Regions from separate parts of the Homo sapiens genome. Here region 2 is linked to region 1. Evidence: read pairs that join two places in POLR2A ChIA-PET (ENCODE). Cell type or tissue: PC-9. All regions are shown on one strand. Links, peaks and the distances in the headings refer to the core of each region. The heading gives the core; the rest is flanking DNA. Region 1 has its middle 190 kb from the start of SPP2. Region 2 has its middle 29 kb from the start of LINC01891.

Region 1 (16,948 bases), core at 8,285-10,784:
GCCACCATAGAAAATGACTAGGGTCCGCTGAGCTATGCTTCCCACCCAACCATGGGAAGCAGAACTCAGCTGACCCCAGCCATTGTCTGTGTTGGCCAGTGGTTTCTTAAACATTTGCAAGATCCAGGACCAGAGTGTACATGCATGCTCTCATACCTTTGAGACGCATTCTCCACCTTGTACGTGCAGGCATTCGGTACCCAGACTTCTGCTATGTGGTTCTGGCCACTTGAGTTTGGTAACTGCACTTCCTGATTTCTTCCCAGTTTATTCCACTTGGCCTGTCCCATCAAGGAACACACTTATTTGGGTGGAACACTTATTTATTTCCATGGGACTGTGTGCTCTTTAAAGGCAGAAGCTATTTAGAGAGCCTGGCATATAGGAAGTCCTGAATAAAAGGTTGTTGAGCGACTGAATGATCTGGAGACTTTTTTCTAATTTAAAGAATTTTTTCTTAGCTTGCTGGGAAAAAAACGCTGTACAACATTTCAAATTTCACATTCTCTTAAAAAAGATAATAGCAGCATTTTGTGTGTTTTTCCAATACCTTAAGTGTTTAAATATTGATATTAGGTGTTATTATGTTATTTACCAGGGTTTATTTATCCCTTTGTATTCTTTCCATAGAAGTACCTGAGTCAGAGAGTGAAGTTTTGCACATCAGGAACTCATCATCCCTATTTTTGAACTTTTAGAAACAAATGTAAATCAGTGTTAGCTATGTTTAGGCAAATCGCACTGCCCATTTCCTACTACTTCGTTTCTTAAAGAGTTATAGTTTTACTTACAGAATTGTGACTAAGGGAGTGTCTCCCTTTCTTCATCATTTTCAGAAGGAACCAGGTAAATATGATCATGACTTCACTGTCATTGCCATTCAAAGATGATATCAAGGTCAGCAAATCAATGTGAACTATTAATTCTACCCCCTCCCTTTTTCTTCTTCTTTTTTTTTTGAGACAGGGTCTTGCCCTGTCACTCAGGCTGGAGTGCAGTGGCATGATCTCGGCTTACTGCATGCAGCCTTGACCTCCCGAGCTCAAGTGATCCTCCCACCTCAGCCTTCCAAGTAGCTGGGACCACAGGCATGCGCCACTACGTCAGGCTGATTTTTGTATTTTTTGTAGAGATGGCATCTCATTGTGTTGTCAGGGCTGGTCTTGAACTCCCAGGCTCAAGTGATCCTCCCACCTCAGCCTCCCAGGGTGCTGGAATTACAGGCAGGAGCCACTGCACCAGGCTGATTCTTACTTTTATATATAAAATTGTACCATTGTTTTATTCTACATCTCTTTGATGAGTGTATAAAGAATGTAAAACATAAAATTTATATTATTAATTTGAAACACTGTTCCTAAAGAGTAGAATCATTAACAAAATGTGTGCGAACACTTGGCCTGTCTAAAGAGGCAAGATTGAAACACAATACTCAGGGTTGGTAAGGATGCAGGGGAACAAGCGCATTTCACACACTGGAGTACACATTGTTACAGTCCTTCAGAGGATAACTTTGCTAATAATAATAACAGTAAAACATTTTTTAAGTATATAAAGCTTGAAAATTTTACTTCTAGAAATTTATCCTAGGTAAGTAAGCATGGATGTGCACAAGGATTTAGCTGGGTTGGACAAAATCATAAAAAATAAAAAGCAGAAAACATTTCACAGGTAAAGGTTAAGTTACATAAATTATAATAACCCATGTAATGGAGCAAATATCTCATTAAAAATAATTTAAAACATATAATTTCATGAAACACATTCATTGAATACTCAATGGTAAAAAAAAAAAAAGATAGGTTTCCAACAGCAGTGTAATCCTATCTTTGAAAGAAAATTATCCCCATCAAAGATGAATAGGACATTCATTAAAACATTAACAGTACTCGCTCTTGGAGGATTCTGAAGGATTTTGATTATGCTGGCTTTTCTGAATTTTCTACCAAAAAATGGCATTACTTTTGTGATTCAAGTAAATCACACTTAAATAATTTAATGAAAAAATACACACTCATGGTTGAAGTGGTAGGGCTGGGGGCAAGTAATGGTGCAAGTTCAACTGCAGGTAGGTGACACCCTGGTGACAAGAACTGGCAAGAGGAGACTGTGCATTAGAATCGCCTAACGTTTTCAACTTTGAGTCTAAATATGGACGTGTTGTGGTCATTTGAGGTTAAAATGTTGTCAGGGAAAAATGATGCCTAATTTTTGGAGGAGACTGTGTGTCTATATGTGAATGTGTGAGTGTGTGTGGGTGTGCCTGCATGCCCCAGAGATGGCATTAATATTTTAATTATGTCAGGGGTTAATTTATTTTAAATGTATTTCTGCCTTTGGCCCTTCTGGCTAAGCAGCAGCTAATTCATTTTTTAAATGCCAAGACTTAATTCCCCCAGGGGAAGTGATAAGCCTGTTCTTCAAAGGTGTAAACATCTAACTAGAGATAAAAACCATAGGCTGTTGGAATGTCAAATGCTATAATGATTCAGAGTATATCTAAAAGTATTTGTTTTACATTTCAAGTTTAGCTAAAGGATTCACATGTCCCTCCATTTTTCCTGTGATATTTCAAATATTGTCCTACCACCTCCAAAAACAAACAAAAATGTCTACATCCAAATCCCCAGAACTTGCTAATGCGTTCCCTTATATGAAAAATGGAGGCCAGGTGCGGTAGCTCACGCCTGTAATCCCAGCACTTTGAGAGGCCGAGGTAGGCGAATCACGAGCTCAGGAGATCGAGACCATCCTGGCTAACACGGTGAAACCCCAACTCTACTAAAAATACAAAAAATTAGCTGGGCATGGTGACATGCATCTGTAGTCCCAGCTACTCGGGAGCCTAAGACAGGAGAATCACATGAACCCAGGAGGCAGCCTGGGCAACAGAGCAAGACTCTGTCTTAAAAAAAAAAAAAAAAAAAAAAAAAAGAAAAGAAAAATGGGACTATGTAGATGTGATTATTGATATCCAAGGAGTAAGGAACCCCCAAAATATTCCTCAGAGGAAGAGAAAAAGTGGAACTTACTTGCTGTCAATCTTTCAAACTCAGAGAAAAGAGCTTGACTGTGCTTGGGGACAATAACTAGAGCAGAGGCTGCCCATGCAGTTATGGAAGGAACAGGAGAGTCAGAGGGAGGTGTGGCTATCAAAGAAGGATCAACGAGCTGCAACTTGGATGGCTTAGAAGACGGAAGAAGGGGCCACAAGCCAAGGAACACGGGTGAACTCTAGGAGCTGAAAAAGGCAAGGAAACAAATTCTTTCCTAGAGCTTCCAGAAGGAATACAGCAGGATATGCAGTTCCCCAGGGTTCCCTCTCCACACTGGCATGGGACCTTGTGTTCACTACGGAACCTTCCCTACCTTCCTCCCTCCCTTTCCACCCCATCCTATGTACTGATCCAGCAGAGTCCTTCAACTCACGCTTAACTATTGCAAATTCAGTTATGGCCCTTTCCATGGCAGTATCAACATGGGCAGGTGAAGCATTTACACTCCTGTGGCCCTTGCCTGGGTTGGTGGCATGCACCTGCCTGAGACCTTCCATAACTGCACGGGCAGCCCCTGCTGTAGTTAATGTCCCCAAGCACAGTCAAGCTGTGGGTCTGAGAGTTTATGTTGGGGTCATTCTCTATAAACAATAACTTGTTAAATGATAGAATTCTTGGGTTACAATAATTTTTTCTCAAAAGTGTAGAGACTATTTATTGATTTTTAGCACTTCGTGCTGCAGAAGTTAATTTGATACTAACCTGATAATGTGTTCTCCTTTTGAAGCAACCTTTAAAATGTTTTTTTAGGACCTAGAAAAAAATTTTCTTTATCCTTAAAAACTTTATCATTGACTATAAATCTCTTTTCACTCAACTTTTCTTAGCATTGTGGGCCTTTCAATATGAAGACTTCTGTGTTCAGCTAACGGAAATTTCATTGTGTCATTCATGTGATTATTGCATGTACTCTTTGTGCAACATTTTATGTTTTTGATAATTTTTCTTATATTTACAGCTGGCCTCTGGGCTCTGCCTTGGTTTGAACGTTTGTCCCCTCCAAAACTATGTTGAAACTAATCCCTAATGCAGCAGTATTGAGAGGTAGGGTCTCTAACAGGTGATTGGGTAATGGGGGTTCTGCCTTGATGAATGGGTTAATTCACCCATGAATTTGTGGATTAACAAGTTAACGGATTAATGGCTTGTCATGGGAGTGGTACTGGTAGCTTTATAAGAAGGGGAAGAGAGGCCTGAGCTAGCACCCTCAGGCTCCTAACTGTATGATGCCCCGTGCTACCTCAGGACTCTGCAGAGAGTTCCTTTCTGCAAGAAGGCCCTTACCCTTGACCTTGGACTTCTCAGCCTCCATGACTGTAAGAAATAAATTCCTTTCTTCATAAATTACCTAGTTTCAGGTATTCTGTTATAAGCAACAGAAAATGGACTAAGACATCTTTATTGTCTAACTTTCATGAATTTTCAGTGAGCTTCTCAAATACAGTATTTTATTACAATTTTTTAATGCAATGACTTTCCCGTAATTCCCAGGACAAAATGAAACAAGATATCACAGGAATGAAAAGTACACTGAGACTGCAACTCATAAGTCCACCAGTATGCGTATCATAATCTAAGAGATACTTGAGAATTCCATTATTATCATTATTATTATTATTATTATTTTTGAGACAGAGTGTCGCTCTGTCACCCAGGCTGGAGTGCAGTGGCACAATCTCGGCTCACTGCAAGCTCTGCCTCCTGGGTTCACGCCATTCTCCTGCCTTAGCCTCCTGAGTAGCTGAGACTATAGGCGCCTGCCACCATGACTGGCTAATTTTTTGTATTTTTAGTAGAGACAGAGTTTCAACATGCTGGCCAGGCTGGCCTTGAACTCCTGATCTCAGGTGATCCACCTGCCTCGGCCTCCCAAAGTGCTGGGATTACAGGCGTGAGCCACTGCACCTGGCCAGTTTTTGTTCTTATACCATCACTGCTAATGCCCCAGCACTTGGACCTCCTGCCATTTTTTACTAAAGGCAAGATTTTGGTGAATCCCATTGGAATTACTCCAGTTTCCCCCAGACCAGACATAGCTACTGTCCCCAGCCAAACAAACCTAATATTGGCGCTCAGGTTTCTCCATGCCTCTATCACACCAGGGTCTTTCTCTTCTGCAGCAGCGAAAACAGTCATCTTTGACACGTTGGCCAATGCTATCTCCATCCCTGAGATTTTGCCAACCCTACTGCAGTGCCCATATGGTGGGGATTTCCCCTCTCCTGTATGCTTTCGGTAGGGAGCTAAGCTGCAGAGATCGTTCCTGTATCTTGTGAGTTTCTTTACTCTCCTCCCAGAAGAAGCAAGGAAGACAACAGTGGATATGTTTTAGTGACACTTTGTATTCCTGATAAGAAGCTTTGAATAGCCCTCTCACAAGGGCAAGAAGAGGGTTAAGATAAAAATTCAGTTGTTTACATGGAAGCTGCAGATAAGTGCCCATCCTTCCTGATTAGCAGCTGGCGCAATGGGAATAAAGTGATTTTGATTTCCTCAAAAGATACAGCACTCAATGAAAAGGTACTTTTTTATTTTGAATTTTAAATAAATTCAGACAGAAAAGTTGCAAAAATAGTACAAAGAATTCCTGCATACCCTTCAATATATTTGATTTTATTTATCATTCTCTCTCTCTGCCAAAAGTTGAATCATTGATTGATCACTTAGTTATACTACTTCCTGCCAGGTTGCTCCAATGTAAAGTTATCATTTTTTTGTTTTGGAATTAATAAGTACATTGTGGAGAGACACTCTGAGGCCATGTGAGTGTCTGTTTTTCATTATACTTTGTCACCTACTAGTTTTAGCATTCCCTGATGATTCCTGCCTGCAATAATTGCTATTCTAGTTGTTGCTAAATGATGATTTTCTAATTCCATCATTTCTTCTGCATACATTGATTGAAATTCTGTTCCAGGGAAGAGCTTGCTCTTGTTTTCCCTTCCTTCTCACTTAATTCATTAATCATGGATTTATATATTCTTATTTTATTCAATGCGTTATAACCCATTACTATCATTTTTTGATGCTCATGTTGTTTCAGATCTGGCAAGTGTGATCCCCTTAAATCAGTTTTCTGTGCCCTTTGACATGCACTGATAATTCTTTGAGCACTTCCTTACTTTCTGGTAAACTGCAAGTTTCAGGCTCACATGTATTTTCCCAGACCCAATCTTGGAATCAAACACTTCTCCAAAGAGCCCTGGTTCCTTCAGGTAGAGAATGGTATCTAGAAACCAAGCTCTAGACTCTAGGTGTGCTCATTGCTACTGGGATGCCATTGCTTCTAGGCCCCCAGTGGATACAGCTAAAAAATAAGTATATGTATTTGTGTGTATCTATTTGTGCATATGTGCATACATACCTCCAGAAACACACACACACACACACACACACACACACTTTTTTTAACCTAAAACTATGAGTTCATAACCAGTCCTAACCACAAAGTTAATTCTCTCCTTCTCTTTTTACATATTTGTTACTTGCATCTCCAATGGTGAGAAACATGACTCTCAATATCCATAGTATATTTATTTATTTGCTTAATTCCAGAATACGTTAAGTTGTTTCAGAATTGCTAACTGCTAACCCTTACCACTGTGCAAAACAAATATATTAATCAGAGTTCAATAATTATGTATAGTTACTTTTGCCTTTAGCCTGAGAATATATTACCAAGATTATGTAGTTAGTTTGTTTTTCCCTCTACTTCAATGTGATTGCTTTTCATTTGAAATACCATTTGGTTTGTTTCTATTTGTATTTCATTTTCTATTTTTTTATTCCCAATCTTGCTTATTTTATTTATTTATTTTTAGCATGTGAAAGATCACATGATTCTAAACATTAAAACTAGACACAAAGTTGTATTGAGAAAGAGATGCCTCTTTACCCCATCCCCTTGGGTCTATTCCCTTTCCCCCATCCTTTATACCCTGTTCCAACCCACTCCATGTACGTAACCAGTTTCACTAGGCTGTGGTTTATCTGTTATGCATGGCCTTTTGCATTAATGAGCATATGCAAGTATTTCTTATAATTCCTTCTTTCTTAAACAAAACATAGCATACTATAATCTCTCGCACTTTACTCTTTCACTTAAAAACATTTCCTGGGAAACACTCCATGTCAATTCATAGAGGCTTTCCTTATTTATTTATTTATTTATTTTTTTAGATGAAGCCTCGCTCTTGTCACCCGGGCTGGAGTGCAGTGGTGTGATCTCAGATCTTGGCTCACTGCAACCTCTGCCTCCCCAATTCAAGCAATTGTCCTGCCTTAGCCTCCCAAGTAGCCGGGATTACAGGCTCCAGCCACCACGCCCAGCTAATTTTTGTATTTTTTTTTTTTTTTGAGACAGAGTCTCGCTCTGTTGTCCAGGCTGGAGTGCAGTGGCACGATCTCGGCTCACTGCAAGCTCTGCCTCCTGGGTTCATGCCATTCTCCTGCCTCAGCCTCCTGAGTAGCTGAGACTACAGGTGCCCGCCACCACGCCCAGCTAATTTTTTTATATTTTTAGTAGAGATGGGGTTTCACCGTGTTAGCCAGGATGGTCTCGATCTCCTGACCTCTTAATCTGCCCACCTTGGCCCCCCAAAGTGTTGGGATTACAGGCGTGAGCCACTGGGCGCCTGGCCTAATTTTTGTATTTTTAGTGGAGACGGGGTTTCACCATGTTGGCCAGGCTGGTCTCGAACCCCTGACCTCAGGCGATCCACCCACCTCAGCCTCCCAAAGTGCTGGGATTACAGGCGTGAGCCACTGTGCCTGACCAAGGCTTGCCTTATTCTTTTTCCAGATGCAGAGTCCTCCATTGTGTGGATGTATCACTGTTTATTCAACCGCACAGGTCTAAGGTTGTGGGCAATTTTCAGTTCCAGAGCAAAGCTCTATCCTTGCCTCCTCCCCAGTAGTCTAGCCTTCCAGCCATAGGAAAACTCCTTCTCCCACCAACCCAGTCCAATCCCAGCCATGTGGGGTGGATACAGATCATCTGGGATGATCTCACCCTGGCTTCCCTATATCCTGAGCAGTTTTGATCAATGGGTGTGTTAGTCATCTACTGCTGCATAAAAATTACTCCAAAACTTAATGCCATAAAACAACAGGCACTTATTAGCTCACACAATTTCGGAGGGTCACACATCTGGGAGCAGCTCAGCTTCTAGATTAGGTGGTTCTGACTCAGGGTCTTGGCAGTCCAGCCATTACTTCTGAAGACTGACGGGGACTGAAGGTTCCACTTCCAAGCTCACATACATGGCTGTGGCAGGAGGATTCCATTTCTTGCTGTATGGATGGACTTCTCCACAGTTCTCATGCTACCACTTCCCCCAGAGTAAGTGATTCAGGAGACAGCAAGAGTGCACACCCAAGGTAGAGGCTCCAGCATCCTTATAACCTAATCTCAGAAATGCCATCCCATGGCCGAGCACAGTGGCTCACACCTGTAATCCCAGCACTTTGTGAGGCCGAGGCGGGTGGATCCCCTGAGGTCAGGAGTTCAAGACCAGCCTGGCCAATATGGTGAAACCCCATCTCTACTAAAACTACAAAAATTAGCGGGGCGTTGTGGCGTGTGCCTGTAATCCCAGCTACCCAGGAGGCTGAGGCAGGAGAATTGCTGGAACTCGGGAGGCAGAGGCTGCCGTGAGCCGAGATCATGCCACTGCACTCCAGCCTGAGTGACAGAGCAAGACTCTGTCTCAAAAAAATAAATAAATAAATAAGTAAAAAAAAGAAAGAAATGCCATCCCATGACTTTTGCCGTATCCTATTCATTTGAGGTGAGTCACTAAGTCCACCCACACCTGAGGAAAAGTGAATGAAGCTCCATCTCTTGAAGAAGAAGTAGGAAGAATTTTTGGACACATTTTAAAAATCACCAGGTTGGGTTATCAAACAGACCTTTTCAGGTGTATGAAAATACTGTCAGGTGAACTCCTAACGTAGGAGCTTGCATTACATCTTAGAATGAAAGATTTCTGTAGAATAAAAACTGCTCCTTAGAGCTGTGCCAGCCGCAGAGTGGGCTGGCTACTTACTCATCCTCCCTGATCCCCTCTGGCTGCTCATTAACATGGTACAGGTGGGCCCCTGACAAAGCGGAACTAATGAATTGTTTCAATGCAAAGGGAAGCATGTATGAGAAAGCTGGAAAGGGGGCAGAAATGGTTCATTGCTTCAGGGAACATAATGAATTAACTCCTCATCCACAGTGATTCATCGCCCGGTCACAGCCTCACTGATCTGGAAAGGAATTCAGGTCTCCTAACCGTCTAGAAAATGAGACTTTTTGGATGAGGGTCAACCCCCACAGGGTCACAGCTGTCCTGAAAAGTTTGAAAAGTAGTTTAGAGCATTTTATAGCAGGTCTCAGAGTTTTGACGTGGATTACGAAGTAGCTCACGTGTTTTTTTTTTTTTTTTAAAATGAGGATACTAAAATACAAATATTCCTATCTTCGAATGCCTTCTTGCCAAATTGATTCTTTCCTGTTCATTGCAGTGTGCTGTGAAAGATTTAATCTTATCACCCTCATCAGGAGTGATAATAAAAACTCATGGTTTTATTAGAATGCACACTGTGAGATGTAATATCCAGGCTTGTAGTTGTTATAGGAAGTTAAATAGGGTTAATAAAAAGAGTAGGGTTTACATGAAGTATGCCTTGGGGTTGCTGTGGAACAGTGTTTCCCAAAGTACGTTCCATAGAACACAAGTCCCATGAGCTACTCCACGGATAGAAAACTGCATGGCAAAATAGAGATATAAAAACACTGCATAAAACACTGCATTTCTTCACTTATAAATTCATCATCTACATTATATATTAAGGCATATGGGAACTCCTGCAGCACAATATTCTCTCACCTCCTCTCCCCCTCCTCATTATTACTTAACTTGGCTTAACCCAATGTTTTGCAGACACCTTTGCCCGTGGAACAAGTGGGACTTTACATTTTCTAAAAAATACATACATGTATATATGTGTGTGTGTGTGTGTGTGTGTATTTATATATATATAAATACACACACATAATTTCTAGCTAATTTATATTATTGTCAAATAACATATTCTATAAGACGTTCTGTGTGTTTTTTAAGTTTTGAATTTTTTTTATGGTCTACTACATATTTTTGTAAATACTCCATTTGTGTGAAAGAAGAATGTGTATTTTCCCATTGTTGCAAGCTGGTACCTGAATATCTGTCAAATTGAATTTGTTAAATAGTATTGGACAGATCTTCTATACCTATACTAATGTTTTTGTCTGTTTGGCCTATCAATAATTGAAAAAGGTATATTGAAATCTTCTACCCTGGCAAAGAATATGTCAATTTCCCCCTGTAGTTTAAGCAATTTTTGCTTTATATATTTTGAAACCATTTAAGATCATACAAATTTAAAATTGTTACATCAATATGTAGTAACCATTCTTATCCCGAATAATTTATTTTATCTGGTATTTTCATAGCTGTGTGAGCTTTCTTTAATATTTGCCTATTATCTTTGATTCTTTTACTTTTAACTTCCAGTGTCTTCATGTTTTAGATGTGGCTCGTTTAAATAGTAGATATTTTTTCCTCAATCAAAACTGATACTCTGTATTTTGAGTAGAAAGTTTAGTTTATTTTTATCTATTGTAATTATTATATACTAAGTCTCCTTTTTTATCTCATCTTACATTGTGGTTTCTATTTACCCTGCTAATTCTCTGATTTTTTCTTTTTTCTTTTTTTTTTTGAATAAGTTGATTTGTTCTTGCTCTTCTTCTACTACTGTAATTATTATCATTCCATTTTCTCTTCTACTAGTTTTTTTCCCAGTGGAGAGTGTCCAGTTTCTTGGGGTTTTGAACAAAGAATCGGACAAAATGCACTAAGAAAACAAGGACAGAATGAAGCAACAGAAGCAGAGATGTATTGAAAATGAAAGCACACTCCACAGGGTGGGAGCGGCCCTGAGCAAGTAGTTCAAGGGCACTGGTTACAGAATTTTCTGGGGTTTAAATACCCTTCTAGAGGTTTCCCACTGATAACTTGGTATAAGCCCTATGTAAACAAAGAGGATGAAGTGCAGACACAAAATTATTTACTTGGTGTACACCCTATGCAAATGAAGAGGATGTTTCCTGTCATAGCTGAAGCAAAGCTATAAAGTTATTTACTTGGGCTTAGAAGGTTTGTTTTTTTCTGTTTAATTTAGTTCTAGGAAGTCCTTAGTTTCCCTGCCTCCAGACCCTATTTCCTGCCTTAGTTTGAAAGTTATACTCTTATTTATTTATTTTTGATTGTTACATCTGGAATTCAGGCTTACTGAACCTCATCTCTAAAGTTAATCAGTATCTTGACCACTCCTGAACAGTTGTTCAACCTCCAGACTTATCTGCTCTTGCATCCCAGCATTTGCTCTTCACTAAAATTATTATTATTATTTTACATGTACTTTAAAAAATGCACCCAGTTCTTTGAAAGTTACTTGACTCCCTATGTCTTCAAAATCAGACCTTCTTTCTGGGATCATTTCCTCTTTCTGGGAAACATACCTAGGAGTCCTTTTGTTTAAAGTCTCTTTAGCGGTAAAACGATTTTTGTTTGTCAAATTATCTCCAATTTGCCATTGCTTTTAAACCTTAGTTCGCTGGGTTGACAATCCTAAATTAGCCCTTTTAGGTATTGTTTTATTCTCTCTGGTTTTCATTGCAGCTAATAGCAAGCCTATTTTAAATCTAATTTTCACTTGTAGGTGATCTATTTCTTCCCTTTGGCTATTTTAAAGATCTTTTTATTTTTGTTGGATTTTCTGTAATTTCATCATAATCTAACGTGTGGATTAAAAAAAATTAAGCAACTTGGGATTCATTGTGTTTTCTGTAACTAAGAATTCATGTTCTTATCAGTTCTGGAAAGTTCTGAACCATGATCTTTTCAAATATTTCTCCTCTTTCATTCTCTGGGATTCTGAGAAGATGCACGTTATGCTTTTTCACTTTCCACTTTCTTTTTCTTCACTTCTTTTCCATATTTTCTCTCTCCTCTTTCTCTGTGCTATTGGCTAATTTCTTCAAATTTGCTTTTCTGTTCTTTCTTCAACTGTATTTAATCATCTACTTATAACTCATCTACGGAGTTTTCTATTTCATTAAATAATTTTCATTTGTAAAACTTGACAATTATCTTTAAAAAATTCCTGAAATTTCTGACTGTCTCTCATTTTCTGGTCATTTAAAAAAGTTAATTATTATTATTTATTTTTATTTTTTGACACATTAAAATTATATATTTAAGGTGTAAAATGTGATGTTTTTGTATACATATACATTGTGAAATGATTACCACAATGAACATATCCATTACTTCATCTTTGTGTGTGTGTATTTGTGTGTGTGTGTGTGTGTGTGTGTGTGTGGTGAGAACAGTGTCAGATCTACTCTCAGCAAACCTCAAGTATACAATACATTGCTATTAACTACAGTTATCATGTTGTGCATTAGATGTCCAGAATCTATTCAACTTATGACTGAAAGTTTGTACCAAAATCCACCTCCTGTCCTGTCTCCTCCACCCTCTATTTCTGGTTATTTTTAATCTAGCTTTTATTTCTCCAAATAAAAATGGTGATTTTTTAGTCCACGTATAATTCCCATCATTAAGAAACTTGGGGAATTCTGTTGTTTGCTGCTGACTCTCACTCATAGCAGCCTACTTCTTTGCATGTTTTGTAATTAATTTTGAATTCCTGTTAATCTGCATGTAATATGAGGCAATCCCAAAGCTGTCTGCTGAGGCTTTTGTCCACAGAGGATTTGCTTCTGCTGGGAGCTAGGGGCATCACCAATCTGGGCCTGCCTCGTTTGCTCCCCACTTTTCAGGCTCATGGCAAGCTTCCCTTCCCCCACCTTGCAAAATGAGTTTCACTGAAGAGAAGCTGAAAACATGGAAAAAAAAAAAAAAAGACACAGCTGGTCTTTGAACAAAGTTACCCAGAGCATTCATTGCTTATTCGTGGGTTTTCCAAGACTTTGCGGGACCTGGTGCTCAGGATGACTTTGAGTCTTGGCTAAGGCAGCATGAAGAGTGCATTACTGATTTCCTGAGAAAGCCACACTTGCAGGATGAGACTAAAAGGAAAAAAAAAATCCCGTCTGTATGGTAAAACAATACACACAGAAGCATTCTTTATACATGATGGCATATAAATTGATGACTCACAAACTACTTTTCTCCGGCAACATAACTGAAAGAAGCCAATATCCAGAGGAAAGTCTCAATAGTTTCAAGGTTGATTTTTGTATAACGTTCAACTTAACATTATCTAACCACACAAGAGGATCTCAAAAACGTATTATAAATTATTTTAATAGAGGAGAAATTATGCCCAATGAATATTTAAACCTAATAATATTAGATCTAACAATATGACAAGAAATGGAATAATCTTATGTAATCTTTGTGTATACTGAGTAGCTTGATAAAAAAGGATCTTTTTTTTCTATTGGAATAATGGATGCCATCATTAGTAGAAATGAAAATTTTAATAACTTTAATTTTTTAGTTATCATTGAAATCAAGAGTGAGTTTCTTAATGAGTAAAGCCCAGGACATAGTACTGGCAAAACGAGGTCTGTGTTGGCTGGTCAAGACCTGTGTTCTCATCTCAGCTCTGCCACAGACTTCTTGCAGGGCTTAGGGAAGTCACTTCTGTTCTCTGGGTTCATGTGTGTACAAATATGACGAGAGTCTCTAGGACTTTTCCCAGCACTAGAATTCCAATTTTTTTTTTTTTTGAGATGGAGTCTTGCTCTGTTGCCCAGGCTGGAGTGCAGTGTCATGATCTTGGCTGACTGCAACCTCTGCCTCCCAGGTTCAAGTAATTCTCCTGCCTCAGCCTCCCGAGTAGCTGGGGTTACAGGTGCTCACCACCATGCCCGGCTAATTTGTGTATTTTTATTAGAGATGGGGTTTCACCGTGTTGGCCAGGCTGGTCTCGAACTCCTGACCTCAGGTGATCCACCTGCCTCGGCCTCCCAAAGTGCTGGGATTCCAGGCATGAGCCACCACACCCGGCCAGAATTCCAAGATTTTTATGGTAAATATAAAATTCCATCTATCGTTGCATATTATTAAATCAATTGTTCAAAACATCTAAAAAACTGCATTTCTTTAAACTGGCTTTGGAAAAAATATTAGCAGTTTTAACACAGCACAGTTATACGTGTGGCAGATAGTACTGATGTCTATCCAATACAGATTTGCCTTTTCTTCCACTCCAACAGATTTTATTCAGAAAGGCAATGTGCTTGTTTGTCATTGTCCCCTTTTTGCAGCCGAGAGTGTCTGTGTGACTCACTTCTGGCCATGGGGTATGATATGGTTTGCCTCTGTATCCCCATCCAAGTCTCATGTTGACTTGTAATCCCCACTGTTGGAGGTGAGGCCTGATGGGAGGTGCCTGGATCATGGTGAGAGGTGACAGCGTGCTGACAGCCCTCGCTCTCGGCACCTCCTCGGCCTCAGTGCCCACTCTGGCCGCGCTTGTGGAGCCCTTCAGCCCGCTGCTGCACTGTGGGAGCCCCTCTCCGGGCTGGCCGAGGCCAGAGCCAGCTCCCTCTGCTTGCAGGGAGTTGTGGAGGGAGAGGCGCGGGCAGAAACTGGGGCTGCGTGTGGCACTGGCAGACCAGCACGAGTTCTGGGTGGCCGTGGGCTCTGCGGGCCCTGCACTCTGAGCGGCCCACTGGCGCTGCCGGCCGGGCAGTGAGGGGCGTAGCACCCGGGCCCGGCAGCTGCAGAGGGTGTGCCGGGTCCCCCAGCAGTGCCAGCCCGCTGGCGCTGTGCTGGAATTCTCGCCGGGCTTCAGCTGCCTCCCCATGGGGCAGGGCTAGGGCCCTGCAGCCCACTATGCCTGAGCCTCCCCCACTCCGTGGGCTCCTGCGCTGCCCGAGCCTCCCCGACGAGCACCGCCCCCTCCTCCTCTGCGGCCTCCGGTCCCCTCGACCGCCCAAGGGCTGAGAAGTGCAGGAGCATGGGCGGGACTGGTGGGCAGCTCCGCCTGCGGTCCTGGTGCGGGATCCCCGAGGTGAAGCCAGCTGGACTCCTGAGTCTAGTGGGGACTTGGAGAACTTTTATGTCTAGCTAGAGGAATGTAAACACACCAACCAGTACCCTGTGTCTAGCTCAAGGTTTGTAAACGCACCAGTCAGTGCTCTGTGTCTAGCTCATCTAGTGGGGACTTGGAGAACTTTTGTGTCTAGCCAAAGGTTTGTAAAGGCACCAATCAGTACCCTGTCAAAATGGACCAATCAGCGCTCTGTAAAATGGACCAATCAGCGCTCTGTAAAATGGACCAATCAGCAGGATGTGGGTGGGGTCGGATTAGGGAATAAATGCGGGCTGCCGGAACCAGCTGTGGCAACCCAGTGGGGTCTTGTTCCACAGTGTGGAAGCTGTGATTTTTTTGGCTCTTTGCCATGAATCTTCCTGCTGGTCACTCTTTGGGTCCCCACTGCCCTTATTAGCTGTAACACTCACCGGGAAGGTCTGCAGGTTCACTCCTGAGGCCAGCGAGACCAGAAACCCACCAGGAACCCACCAGAAGGAAGAAACTCTGAATATGTCCGAACATCAGAAGGAACAAATTCTGGACACACCATCTCTGAGACCCGTAACACTCACCGCGAAGGTCCGCGGCTTCATTCTTGAAGTCAGTGAGACCAAGAACCCACCAATTCCAGACACAATGGGAGTGTTTCTCATGGTCTAGCACCATCCCCCTAGTGCTGTCTTGTGATAGAATTCCCGCGAGATCTGGTTGTTTAAAAGTGTGTGACACCTTCCTCTTCGCTCTCTTCCTCCTGCTCCTGCCAGGTAAGAGATGCTTGCTTGTCCTTCACCTTCCACCATGATTGTAAGTTGCCAGAGGCCTCCCCAGAAGCAGAAGCCTGTATAGCCTGCAGAACCATGAGTCAATTAAACCTCTTTTCTTTATAAATTACCTAGTCTCAGGTATGCCTTTATAGCAATGCAAGGACGGACTAATACAGGGTATAAGCAAAAGACCTTGGGGAAGGCTTACCTGGGGTAATAAACTAAGCTTTGCCCTCAACCCTACCTTTCACCCCATCTGGAACGGAGATACCATATCCTGGAAGGCACAGCAGCCATCTTGTGGTCATGAGACAGAAAGGCACAAGCTAAAAATAAAGATGGCAAAGCAGAAAAATAAATGTAGCCCGGATCCCTGAAGATTTTGAGGAGCCATTGAGTAATATTTTATTTATGGCAAGAAGTAATGGCTAGGAGGAAATCAGTACTCTCCTGGTAATTAAATAAATAATCTCAAAATACTTTCTAGTATATAACCCTTCTTGGGCCTTTTTCCAAGGAAATAATCCTTATCATAAAGTTTATGCATAAATATGCTTATTACAAAACTGTTAGCAAATTATTGAAAATAAAATGTTCAGTAATATGTAAACAGATCATCCATCCATGTCTTCTGACTCTGGAATCAGTAAAGTTCTCCTCCCTGGTGCCAAGTTCTTGGTCAATTGCTCTAAGAAACTGTCCCCTGCAATGGACTTTTTTCGCCCTCTCTAGGGCATATGCTGGCTATTTCATTTATTGCCCATCAGAGCAGAGGGCTTTGGGATGCTTGCACCGTTCTTCCTGGGACCACCTCTAGAAAGCCATTCAGCACAAATACACAGCAGATAACAGCATAGACTGGATGTGACATGTAGTAGTGACAGCTAGGGGAGAAGGTTAATTGCAGAGCGGACTCAATCTCAGAGCATTTGGAGAAGAACTCTGACTTGGCACGACAAGAGCACCTGTGTGCCATGCCATTTAGTCCCCTGTCAAGAAACTTTCCGAGATTTTCGTTCTTTC
Region 2 (13,347 bases), core at 8,160-10,659, 190 kb after region 1:
CTCATCTGAAAGAACACCTGTCCTTTGCCCCACGTCTTCCGCAGCACAAGCCCAGCTCCGCCTGTGTGCTCCCTTGGTCCTTGTCTCTTGCTGACTTGTAGGCTCTTTGCTCATTTTTCCCACCACTATGGTAGCAGGCAGCAAACAGCAAGTGTTCAACACACATTTGTTGAACAAATTACACGTATGACAAGGAAAGCAATATACTTTAAAATCAACTATATTTTCGAACAGTTTTTGATTTACAGAAAAATTGCAGAGAAAATACAGAGTTCTCATATACTCACATCTGTTTTTTCTCTATCATTAACATTTTACATTAATATGATTTATCACAACTAATGAACTAATATTGATACATTATTACTCACTAAAGACCATACTTTATTGATGCTTCCTTAGTTTTTCCCCTGCCTTTTTTGTACCAGGATCCCATCTAGGATCCCACATGACATTCAATTGTCCTAGCTCTGCAGGGTTCTCTGGGCTGTGACAGTTGCTCCAACTTTTCTTTTCTTTTCTTTTCTTTTCTTTTGAGACATAGTCTTGCTCTGTCGCCCAAGCTGGAGTGCAGTAGCATGACCTCGGCTTACCGCAGCCTCCGCTTCCCAGGTTCAAGCGATACTCCTGCCCGAGTAGCTGGGACTACAGGCACATGTTACCAGACCCAGCTAATTTTTGTAATTTTAGTAGAGATGGGTTTCACCATATTGGCCAGGCTGGTCTCGAACTCCTGACGTCAAGTAATCTGCCCACCTTGGCCTCCCAAAGTGCTGGGATTAGAGGCATGAGCCACTGCACCCGGCCTTTTCTTGTTTTTGATGACCTTGACTCCTTTGAGGAGTGTTGGTTAGGAGTTTTATAGGATGTCCGTCAGTTTTGGTTTGTTTGGGGTTTTCCTCACAGACTTGGGTTAAATATAGTTTTAATATAAAACTCAATGTCCTTGAATGGTGTATTAGTATTCTTCAGAGAAACAGAACCAACAGGATCTATGTACATCTATATCTCTATATCTATGTCTATCTATAGACAGAGGTGGGGGAGAGAGAGAGCGAGCTTTATTTTAAGGGATTGGCTCCCTCAATTGTGGGGGCTGACAAGTCTGAAATCTGCAGGGTAGGCTGGCAGGCTGGGGCCTCAGAGAGTGGATGCTGCAGCTCACGTCCAATGGCAGGGTCTGGAGGCAGAACTGGCTTTTCAGGTCTTCAGGAGGATCTCAGCCTTTTTCTCCTTTTTTTTTTTCTTCTACGGAGTTTCACTCTTTCACCCAGGCTGGAGTGCAGTGGCGTTATCTTGGCTCACTGCAACCTCTGCCTCCTGTGTTCAAAAGCGATTCTCCTACCTCAGCCTCCCATGTAGCTGGGATTAGAGGCATGCATCACCACTCCTGGCTAATTTTTGTATTTTTGGTAGAGATGGGTTTTCACCATGTTGGCCAGGCTGGTCTCGAACTCCTGACCTCAGATGATCCACCCGCCTCGGCCTCCCAAAGTGCTGGGATTACAGGCGTGAGCCACCATGCCAGGCCCTCAGGCTTTTTCTCTTAAGACCTTTGGATTGGATGAGGCTCAGCCACATTATGGAGGATCATTGGCTGTACTCAAAGTCAGAAGATTTAAATGTTAATCACACCTAAAAAGTACCTTCCCAGCAGCATCCAGATTGGTCTCTGACCAAACATCTGGGCACCATAGCCCAGCCAAGTGGAGACTTCAAATTAACCTCTGTCAAGGGTGGCCCCCAGAAGTGTGGTTCTAAACAAGGCAGCAAGGGGGAGAGCGGGGGTTGTGGGTGGGAAGGAAGGTCTGTCAATAGCAGCACCACCCAGTTCAGGAACAAAAAGCTGCTGCCTGGTTGTTAACCTCTGAACTCCATGGCTGCAGCCCCCAAGTTAAACTGCTCCTTACTAACTGCAAACCAAACATGACGTCAGCCTGCTTGCAGTGCAGAGGCTGCAAGGAGATAATATTTATAGAGAATTCTTTGATTTCCTGGAGAAAGGTCAGAATCTGAATTGATGGGAATATAACTTCAGAATATGTAGACTCTTGCCGGGCGTACTGGCTCACGCCTGTAAGCCCAGCACTTTAGGAGGTTGAAGTGGGTGGATTGCTTGAGCTCAGCAGTTCAAGAACAGCCTGGGAAACACGGTGAAACCTCCTCAATACAAAAAAAAATAGCCAGGTGTGGTGGCACACTCCTGTAGTTCCAGCTACAGGTTCTGGGACTGTTCTGCCCACCTCAGCCTCCCAAAGTGCTAGAATTACAGGCATGAGCCACTGCACCCGGCCTGTTATGTGGTTTCTTAAGAAGCTACTCCTCCAGTTCCGGCAAGGCGGCTCATGCCTGTAATCCCAGCACTTTGGGAGGCCGAGGCAGGCGGATCACCTGAGGTCAGGAGTTCGAGACCAGCCTGGCCAACATGGCAAAACCCCGTCTCAACTAAAAATACAAAAATTAGCCAGGCGTGGTGGCATGTGCCTATCATCCCAGCTACTCGGGAGGCTGAGGCAGGAGAATTGCTTGAATCTGGGAGGCGGATGTTGCAGTGAGCCGAGATCACTTCACGCCACTGCACTCCATCCTGGGCAACAGAATGAGACTCTGTCTTGAAAAAAAAAAAAAGCTACTCCTCCAGCATTTCTTAATTATTTCCTGAGTGGTCCCTGGAGGTTCCCTTTGTCCCTCTGGGGATGCTTGAGTAGTAATAATTGCCCTGCCTTGCGTTAATATTGAACGTTCAGATGGCTTCCATGAGCATGATTCCATTCTACTTTTTACATGATCGCCCCAGGACTATCACATTCAGGTGGTCCTAAATAGGGACGGTTTAACCGTTAAAAAAAAAAAAAAAATAGAAGTGTACCAGCAGAATGAGTATGATTGCAAATAACAGCAAATATCCGCTTGACATGGCTTGAGCAATAATGTATTTGTATTTAGTGGGTAGTGGCACATGCAGAAGTGAAGATAGGGGATTGCCAAGTCATTTTTTTTTTTTTGAGATGGAATCTCACTCTGTCGCCCAGGCTGGAGTGCAGTGGTGTGATCTCCGTGCTCACTGCACCCTCTGCCTCCCAGGTTCAAGGGATTCTCCTGCCTCAACCTCCTGAGTAGCTGGGATTACAGGTGAGCGCCACCACACCTGGCTAATTTTTGTATTTTTAGTAGAGACAGGGTTTCACCATGTTGGTCAGGCTGGTCTCGAACTCCTGACCCCGTGATCCACCTGCCTCAGCCTCCCAAAGTGCTGGGGTTACAGGCATGAGCCACCGCACCCGGCGAGTACCAACTCATCTAAATGGAAGTGTGCTCAGATAGCAAGCAGGAGACATGGACTTCTGTGGCTTCCCATGATAACTGGGTTATGAGGACCAACTTTAAGCCTATATGTCAATCAGTTTATATGAGGTTGGACTGATTTCTACTGTGTGCAGCCTCTACAGGAGCATTTATACTGGTTTCCTTTTTTTTTTTCTTTCTACCTGTAGATATCTTTAAGATAAACAAGCTGAACACCATTAACTATGGTAACCTCTGCCATGCTGTCTCTGTTCCTTGAGATCAGATAGAGCCCGGACAGCAAAGAAGCACGTGGCCCTGATATTAAGATACAAGCATGCCAACAGCTTGCATTAGTATTTGTGGAATGGATGAGTGAGTCATGATATATTTCCCCAAGCTTCAGCTGGGTGTGTTTTTCATGTAACCATTACTCATAAAGTGTAAAGGTCAATTATGTTAGGAAGGAAGGAATGATTTTTGTCATCCATGCATAGGACACTCAGGTATGCTTCCCTGAGCTTCATGGAGCATGGTTCCCTGAGCTCACTCCTGCAAAGGCCACGCCTATTCATGAATGTTGACATTAACCAGAAGGTAGGGACTGTATATGTGAATTGAGCTTAAATCTGAGCTGAGGAATTCTATGACAAGTAACTTCAAACACGTCACTGAGTTTGAGTTTACCATAATGCATAAGACTATTTCTAAAACTTGTAATTGCTTCTGTTTATTTACAGAGTTTGATGCATATTTGAGCATTTATTTACTTATTCAAAATTCAAAAAGTTCCAAGAAGTATAAAAATGGCTGAACAGTGGCAAGAATTTTAGAAACCATAGAAAAAAACCCGACATTATTAGGGAACAAAACAAATAGACTAGGAGATAAAAATGAAGTTTTGTGTTGCAGAAGCTGGCAGGGATCCCCAGTGAGAGAAAAGAGGTATCAGGATGAGGAGAATGATAACCACAGCCTCATCACATAGGAGAGCGGCTGCTTCCGTCAACAGGGTGTGTGCTCACAGCTTCAGGTCTGCACCGCACAGCATGATGCTGAGACAGGAGGTCAGCACGTCACATAATTACAACTATATTCTTGTAGATGGCAGGATAATGGCATCCCCCCACCCTGCCCCCAAAAGATGTCCATGTCCTAATTTCAGGAACCTATGAATGTGTTATATGACATGGTAAAGAATTAAGTTTGTAGCTGGAATTAGGGTTGTCAATCAGTTGACCTTAAAATAGGGAAATCACCTGGGTTATGCAGGTGTACCATCACTAGGGCCCTTAAATGCGGAAGGAGGCAGAAGAGACAGGTGGGCGGGCGCGGTGACTCACACCTGTAATCCCAGCACTTTGGGAGGCTGAGGTGGAGGATTGTTTGAGTCCAGCAGTTTGAGACCAGCCTGGGCAAGATAGTAAGACTTTGACTCTACAAAAATAAAAAACTAACCAGGCATGGTGGTGCATGTCTGGGGTCCCAGCTACTCAGAAGGCCGAAGTAGGAGGATCACTTGGGCCCAGGGGGGTTGAGGTTGCAGTGAGCCATGCCACAATTTTGTCTGCACTGCAGCCTGTAGTGCAGAGCGAGACCCTGTCCCCATCCCCCACCAAAAAATAATAATAATAATAGACAGGTCGATGAGATGTGACAAAATATCAACCCTCTGTTAAGGCCACCAAAAATAAAAAATATTAAAAGGACACACAGCCCTGCCAACACCTTGATTTTAGCTCATGCCAGACTTCTGACCTTCAGAACTCTAAGATAATAAATTTGGTTTGTTTTAAGCACCACATTTGTGGTAATTTGCTACAGCAGCAATAGAAAACTGATACAATTATATTAATAATTTTAAAGACGGCATATTTTGCCAGGTAGAGTGAATCATCATTTTGAATGACTTTGAATCCAGAAGAAAATTTATGTAAGGAAAGGGCTTAATTGAAAACTAAAACATGAAAGTTCTTGGTGGCTGTGAAGGTTTTTCCTAGGACTGGAAATCCCCTGGGCTCCCCTCACACTTTGAAGTCAACCTAATTGGAGGGCCATGCCTCGATCCTTTCGGGAGATAGGTGTCCCTGTTAGAGTCTTCAGGTGTATGTTATACTTCAGGTGTCTGCAATTACCTTACCCAGGCCTATAAGCTCCTTGAGAACAGGGAACGTATTTGTCTAATTTTCAGGACCAAATGCAACATCCAGCCTCTAATTGGGGCTTAATAGGTATTTGTTGAATAAATATTTCCAGTGTCATTGATGCAATATTCTGACAAGTAGAAAGATCAAAGCTGGGAAGACGGGGGCTGGGGTGGAAGGAAAATAAATGACGTTTTGATTTTTTAAAGGAACAAAACTTTAGATAAGGCCAGTTTCAAATCATCTTGGCTTTGTTGTGTTTTCATCTCTCCAGAATTGGACTTCTGTGCTCAATTCAATGAAAACACTCAGAGCACAGATTGGGATCACGGACTTATTTTCAAAGCATGTTCCCACACATATTAACAATTGCTCAAAATTAACTGTAGCATCTGTTTAAAGTTGAATCAAATTGAATTCTCTATTTATAAAAATGGAGTTTACATAAGAGAATGGAAACCATGTACAGACATTTAGCATGACACTTCTGCTTACACCATTTCAACAAATAAAAAGAAATTATTGTTCTGGGAGAAATACACATTCCAAATCTTTGTAAAATGAAACCCTTCAAAATTAGGAAATGGAACAACTCTTTTTTTTTTTTTTTTTGAGACAGTCTTGCTTAGTCATGTTGCTCAGTGCAATGGCGCGATCTCGGCTCACTGCAACCTCTGCCTCCCGGGTTCAAGCGATTCTCCTGCCTCAGCCTCCTGAGTAGCTGGGATTACAGGCACCTGCCATCATGCCCAGCTAATTTTTGTATTTTTGTAGAGATGGGTTTCACCATGTTGGCCAGGCTCATCTTGACCTCAGGTGATCTGCCTGCCTCGGCTTCCCAAAGTGCTGGGATGACAGGCGTGAACCACCGCACCCCACCAGAAATGGAACAACTCTTAATGAGTGACATGAGCTACCAGATAAAGGAACACTATATAAATTTCAGGGTCCAGGGTCCTAGAAGTGCCTGGAGCTGAGCCCCTGCTCCCCAAGTCTGTACACATGCACCCTGGGTGCTCAAGCCACAGGCCCTGTTGTAATGGGAAGAGAGAATTCCCTCTTGCAGGAAAGCGGGCTACAAAGATGAAGGGTGGTGGGTGGCAAGAGAGGCCCGGACACACCCTGGGCCCAAGCCTCACTGGTAATGGTTGGAGGGTGGTGGGAAAAGCCATAGGAGATTCTGGGGGAGGTCACAGGGATGGGGGTGAGAGCGAGCTAAGTGGTAGCCAGTGGCGGGGCCCCTGGTGGTTGGGTTTTATTGGGAATGAGGCCGGGCAGGGAGTGACTATAAGACCCAGCTGGTCGTGGCAGAGGTGGGAAGGGAATTTAGGGAACTTGCTCTCTTGGCTTCATGTCTGGGGACACAGCACGGGTGAGGCTGGTGGGTGGGTTGACCTGCTGGTGGTCCCTTCAGACCCCTGTCCCAGTTAGTCCCTGGGGACCCGTCCCTTTGGACCTGACTCCTTGGGGTTGAGTTTCCCCTTTCACCTGGCCAGGATTTAGCATCTTCTTCTGGAGGAATGAGGAGGTTTGGGTGACCTGCCTCTTCCTCTTTCACCTGGCCAGGCTTTAGCATCTTCATCTGGAGGAACAAGGAGGTTTGGGTGACCTGCCTAGTGCCAGGGCAGGACGACTGCCACCCTGAGTCATGTTCTGCTGGTGTCTTTCAATTAGGCAGGAAAGCTCACTTCACAAGGAGCTTCTGTGTCACTGGAGTTATATGGAAATGAGGACATCAACGCAGCCCTCAGGGGCATGCGGGAAGAAGCAGAGGATGGGCCAGAGAGGGTCCTCCCTACCCTCCTCCCAGGTTTGGCCCTCTAGGCCACTCTACCCACTGCATACAGGGATGGGTGTGGTGCCCAGTTCCTCACCCTCTGGGACATAGAACTCCACCTACCCACAAAACCCACTTCCTCAGAAGCGTTAGGGCTGCCTCGGTGCCCTAACTGCAGGTGTGCAGGGCGGGGCTGAGGAAGAGGCAGTTAGGGCTGAACCCAGCAGGAGGGAAGCAAGCTCGCCCAGCTCTAGGTTTCTTGTGAACCCTCAGGACCTGCCTTTGGAGGCAGGTCCTGAGACTGCTGGAAGAAATGAAAATGATGACGATTACAAAGATGAAGGGAGAGAGTGTTAATGAATCACAGATCTTCCTTCCCCTATCAGGTCACCTTGTGTCAGTTTAACAATGACCACCCCCCCCCCAAAAAAAAAAAGCCACACACACACACACTGAGAAGGGAAACACTTTGTTTTTCTGCACTGTCTGAGCTCCATCAGATAATGGAACTGCTGAGCTCTCTGTTCTGCCACTCCACATTGATGGATTTCATGGCAGAGTAACACTTTGGAAATGAAAGTTTCTCTTCTACTTCCTAAGTGAGGGAGACCCAGAATCCAAGAAAGGATCCTTGGCTCAGGAAATCATCTGCCATCGGTGGCCAGGGGCAGCTGGAGCGTCAACATCTAACCTGTGGGAAGATGTACCCTCTGCAATAGGCCCCTCTGCCCCATCCCCAGAAGTCCCCAAAAGTTTCCAGGAGTGTCAACAGATGGGGGAGGGATCAGCCACTCTCACCCTCTGAACTGTGAGGGTTTCTCTTCCCATTTCTCTAGGAAGCAGTGGCCATGTTGTTGCCCAAAGCAGATGTCAAAAGAGAAACTTAGAAGAGGCTTCTGAGACTAGCAACCCTCCCACTCAGGATGGAACCAAATTCAGGGAGCACGTCTCCCCACACAGCTGAAATTAATGCAGAGGTGAACGCCTTCTCCCTCGGAAGCAGAGCAAGAATGATTCTTGATTACACTGAGCCTATGGAACAGCCCCCACTGTTCAAGAGCCAAGATTAGTGTGAAGCACCTCTCAATCATTTAAGATTTGATTGTTTAACATGAGGCTGGGTGGGTTCGTCTCAGTGCTGATGTCAACAATCGACCCCATCGTCCACATGGCTCCCTGGGTTGCACCATGAGCCAGCCACTGCTGCTTCTGGGTGCCAGGCTGTCCGGCAAATCCTCTGACCCCCGTCTCTCCCTTCTAGATTTTTCTGAGCTGCCACTTCCTCTCACCCTCCAGGCAGGCAGAGCCTGAAACCCCCTCTCTCAGAAAGGGTTGCATCAAACTCATTTGATGCACACAAATTCACCGAGGGAGAATCCTTTGACAAGCAGGCTCTGGGGCCCTGGGGCTGGGGCTTGAGAGCCTGGGTCTCTAACACACCCAGCAGTTGCTGATGGCGGGGCCAGAGCTGGAGTGGCCAAGGTTTTAGAGCAGTACTTATGGTGGGTCTCTCTCTAGCTGGGCCATCCTTGAGGCCATCCTCTTCATTTCAGATCAGTTTGCCCCCTCCCCATTTCTCAAAGCTGCTTACTGTTTGCTGGAAGGGAAGGCTGGACTCCTCCACCCCACCTTCCACCCCCACCTTCCTTTCCCCTCCGCCCCACACCCGTTTCTCTGCTCCCTAGTCTGTTTCCTGTACAACTTTAGGACATGGCCTTCATTCATGTTACCTTTCTGTTGTTGTTTTTTTATGAGCTTTAGTTAAGATAACTAATTGCTGCAGACAAAACCAGCTCAAAACAATTTAATCCACACTTTGAGAGAGGGAGAAAGAAATGCACTCTGCAGAGGAATCTGAAGAATGTAGAGAACCATCCAATCAACGACTATTCCAAGCATTTCCCTGAGAATGCAAACTTCCACCCACCTCAAGCCCTCCAGGAACTTGCCATTTTCACCACATCACTATGCAGCGTCACACCAGGAAGTACCCAGAAAACTTCGCACGATCCTCCGGAAGCCTCACCCCTTATCGGTGACCACCCTTCTGCTATATCCAGTCTTTTTCTCAGCATAAGTGTTTTACATACTTGATATCAGAGTGTAATTTAAAATCTATTTCTTGACTTTTTTACTTAATAAGTTTTTAACTGTCACTAAAAATTCCTGAAAAAATGTTGTATAACTCTTTCCGTTATTTACTTAATCATTTCCCTATTGTTGGAGACATAGAATCCAATTTAGGATTTGTTTTGTGGAAGGTTTCTTTGTTGCTGTTTTTTGAGACGGAGTCTCGCTCCGTCACCCAAGCTGGAGTGCAGTGGCGCAATCTCGGCTCACTGCAATCTCTGCCTCCCGGGTTCAAGCGATTCTCCTGCCTCAGCCTCCCAAGTAGCTGGGATTACAGGCGCCCACCACCACTCCCGGCTAATTTTTGTAATTTTAGTACAAACAGGGTTTCGCCATGTTGGCCAGGCTGGTCTTGAACTCCTGAACTCAGGTGATCCGCCCGCCTTGGCCTCCTAAAGTGCTGGGATTACAGGCGTGAGCACCGTGCCTGACCTGTTTTGTGGAACTTTTGAAAGCACAGAGAGGCATGCTCACATCTCATGGACACCACCCGAGTTAGATTAACTTCCTTTCAAACTGGAAGTAGAAGGAGACCATGTTTTCATTTGCCCACTCACTCACTCAGCAAATTTCACAGCATATTCCCCGTGTGCCAGGTATTCAGGGAAAGCCCGTTGTCCGTCTGAAGTCTATTAAGAGGTTAAATAGTCATCAGTCCACTTCAAGCTGGTCGATCGCCTTTGAGCATGGGAGGTAAGAGCTAACTTTGCAGTAAACCGCTCAACACAGAAACCAGCAAGGGCTTCCACATGCAGCCCCGTTCCTGGAGCAACAAATCACAACATCCGTCACTGTAGACTCTGGCCTGACACAGATGGTCCCCACATTCTTGAAGGCAAGGACTAAGAAAGAGTGGGTCAGGGTCCGTTTGGAAATTATTTTCAGGAAGCTGGCCCTCTGAGGCCAAATGGTGGGAGGTGGAGGGGACTAGACTTGGGCGGGAAGAAACATCCTCATCCATCCTCATCCTTATGGAAACCTGTGTCCCAGTTCCCTGTCTGCATCTTCAGGTGCCTCTGGTACAAGTCTATGTGGATGCCTGCCTCAAACTCATCACACAGAAATGCAGCACTCTCGCCCGCTGCACTGTGGCCCCTTCCAAATGTAGCCCCCTTGGAGAGACACGTATCGCCCACTAAGTGGATCCACTGCAGCCTCCACACTATCTGGGTTCCTCTCTCCCTTTCTCCTCCAAGTCAGCAGGTGACAGGCTCGCTTTGCTTGTGCCTTCCAAAGAACAGAGACTCTAGCATGTCTGCCCTTCGATGGGCCGGCTTGGCCTGGCTGTCTCCTGCTTCCTCAATGGTTTCCTGGGAATACCTGCTGGTAGGTGGGGGATGGCCTAATCCCTGCCAGAGACTCCTTGGCCTTTGATCCTGGTGAGCTGTGCTAGTCCACGTGCAAACACAAAGCCTCTGTTCTCTTTTGGAGGCCTTTTGCATAGTCTGACAGCTGAGCTGGAGATCCAGGCAGGCCTGCACTTAGCTGTGCTCTTGCCTCCAAGGACTGTTCCAACGTGGGGCCATGATTCAGCCTCTTTGAGCCTCAGATTCTTCTCTGTACACTGGAGATAAGGATGCCCACCTCACAGGGCTGTTTCAGCGATCAGATCTGTAAAGCACTTAGCGTTATGTGTAGGAAGAACTCAATACATAATATTAATGCTGAGTATAATTACTGTTATTCCTCAGTAGGCTTCCAGGCCTGCCTGCCCTGAGTCCTCTTGGTCTTCCCTGTTTTATCTCCCCAGCTACAGGAGAGAAGTGACTTGCTCTCCATCCCTCCGTCAATGAAGGGGCTAGGCCATGCACTGTGCTTTGGTGCCCACTGTTCTACTTGGTTTACATCAGAGAAGGAAGGATAATATTAGAAATTATATAGATAGGCCGGGCACGATGGCTCACACCTATAATCCCAGCACTTTGGGAGGCCGAGGCGGGCGGATCACCTGAGGTGAGGAGTTCGAGACTAGCCTGATCAACATGGTGAAACCCCATCTCTACAAAAAATACGAAATTAGCTGGGTGTGGTGGCACATGCCTGTAATCCCAGCTACTCAGGAGGCTGAGGCAGGAGAATTGCTGGAACCTGGGAGGTGGAGGCTGCAGTGAGCTGAGTTCATGCCATTGCACTCCAGCCTGGGCAATAGAGTGAGACACTGCCTCAAACAAACAAACAAAAAAAAAGTATATACATGTGGCATAGTAACCTCATTATGAAAACCATAATCTTGGTCATAATCATGCATGAATGTTAGAAAAATATCCAGTAAAATCCCACATTAATCTTTTTTCACTCTGACCATCAGAATTTTCTTGGAAGTTTTCATCACTATTAAGCAGACTCCAAAAATTAAAGTTAATAATGATCTGGATTAAAGATGCAAAATAATTATTGCTTGCATATATGTTGTAGGGGCCAAAGCGAAACCTTTGGCCCTCTGAAGTTTCACTGAAAAATCAACTCGCAAAAGACAGATTAAGGCCGGGCACTGTGGCTCAAACCTGTGATTCTAGCACTTTGAGAGGTTGGGGTGGGCAGATCAGTTGAGGTAAGGAATTCAAGACCAGCTTGGCCAACATGGCAAAACCCTGTCTCTACTAAAAATACAAAAATTAGCTGGACGTGGTGGTGTGTGCCTGTAATCTCAGCTACTCAGGAGGCTGAGGCATGAGAATCCCTTGAACCAGAGAGACAGATTCAGAGGTTGCAGTGAGCCGAGAGCAGGCCAGCGCACTCCAGCCTGGGCGACACAGCAAGACTCTGTCTGAAAAAAAAGGCAGATTAATAGGAGAAAAGGCATACAAAGTTATTCAACGTGTGTATACACAGGAGCCCTCAGAATAAAGAGCCCACCCCCAACAAAGTACAGAAGCTTAAATATACCATCTTGAGGTTACAGAATGAATGGAGGCTCAGAGCATGGCCAAAAAACAATTATGGTAGTCAATCATGTTCTATTGGCAAGACAGATGATGGGAGGAGGAGAAGAGGAGGACTGGCTGACAAAGGTGGTCTTGTTATGTAGATGAAACCTCACAGGTAGCAGCTCTCAGAGAGAATAGATGATGAATGTTTCTTTCAGATCTTTCACGGTGTCAGAATCTCCCAAATTAATCTCTCCTACATGAGGACTAGGGCAGGACTGGTTGCATTTCTGGGGATTCACTAAAGATCTCCAGATGCAAATTTTCCCCACAAAAGACCACTTTGTAGAGCCACTTCAGTCTGCCAGCCCTGTGGCAGCCATCTCGAAATATGTCAGAGCAATATATTTGGGGGTAAAATATTCTGATTTCCTTTAATGTGTAATAATATACCCAGAAAACTTCAGAGAATCCACTGAAAGTCTTATAGAATTAAGAAGAGGCAATCAATACAATACAAACATGGGAAACAACAGCTTTGCATCAGATCAGCATAGAACGGATGTGGGAGAGGAATACTGTTCTCAATAGCACCAATGTACAGAAGCTGAGAATAACATCAGTAAGATGCACATTGGAAAAAAGAAAAACTAGGAATTATAATGAGACATAAAGAATAAAACTTGAATAAATGGAGTAATGTATCGCATTTCTGATGATGCAACAAAATAAATTTTTCTCAAGTTACTTTATGAGTAACAAAATCCAAATAAAATCTCAAACCAACACTTCATCTTGATAAAATCATTCTATTATAAGCTTGACAAATAAATGACGGCTCAAGAAACAACAGATGCTGGTGAGGCTGTGGAGAGATAGGAACGCTTTGACACTGTTGGTGGGAATGTAAATTAGTTCGACCATGGTGGAAGACAGTGTGGCGATTCCTCAAAGAACTAGAACCAGAAATACCATTTGACCCAGCAATCCCATTACTGGGTATATACTCAAAGTATTATAAATCATTCTACTATAAAGACACATGCACATGTACATTTATTGCAGGACAATAGCAAAGACATGGAACCAACCCAGATGCCCATCAATGATAGACTGGATGAAGAAAATGTGGTACATATATACC

What was found. Peaks named below come from ENCODE experiments on the same cell type or tissue, not always from the same donor. Only the 100,000 strongest peaks of a DNase experiment are listed, where the experiment ranks them.
Region 2: POLR2A ChIA-PET joins it to region 1 with 19 read pairs; 5 of 35 experiments call an interaction of 5 or more read pairs at or near these places.

What each region holds. Positions count from the first base shown.
Region 1 is chr2:234,232,983-234,249,930 of GRCh38, forward strand. No RefSeq gene overlaps it. Among named protein-coding and RNA genes, the nearest start is that of SPP2, 190 kb to the left of the region's middle. In PC-9, for the core only: no CTCF peak of the experiment used is centred there; DNase peaks (open chromatin) are centred at 8,869 and 9,299; H3K4me3 peaks cover 960 bases; H3K27ac peaks cover 2,500 bases.
Region 2 is chr2:234,418,753-234,432,099 of GRCh38, forward strand. No RefSeq gene overlaps it. Among named protein-coding and RNA genes, the nearest start is that of LINC01891, 29 kb to the right of the region's middle. RefSeq lists enhancers at 8,705-9,904, 9,554-10,125, 12,097-12,648. In PC-9, for the core only: no CTCF peak of the experiment used is centred there; a DNase peak (open chromatin) is centred at 9,099; H3K27ac peaks cover 1,704 bases.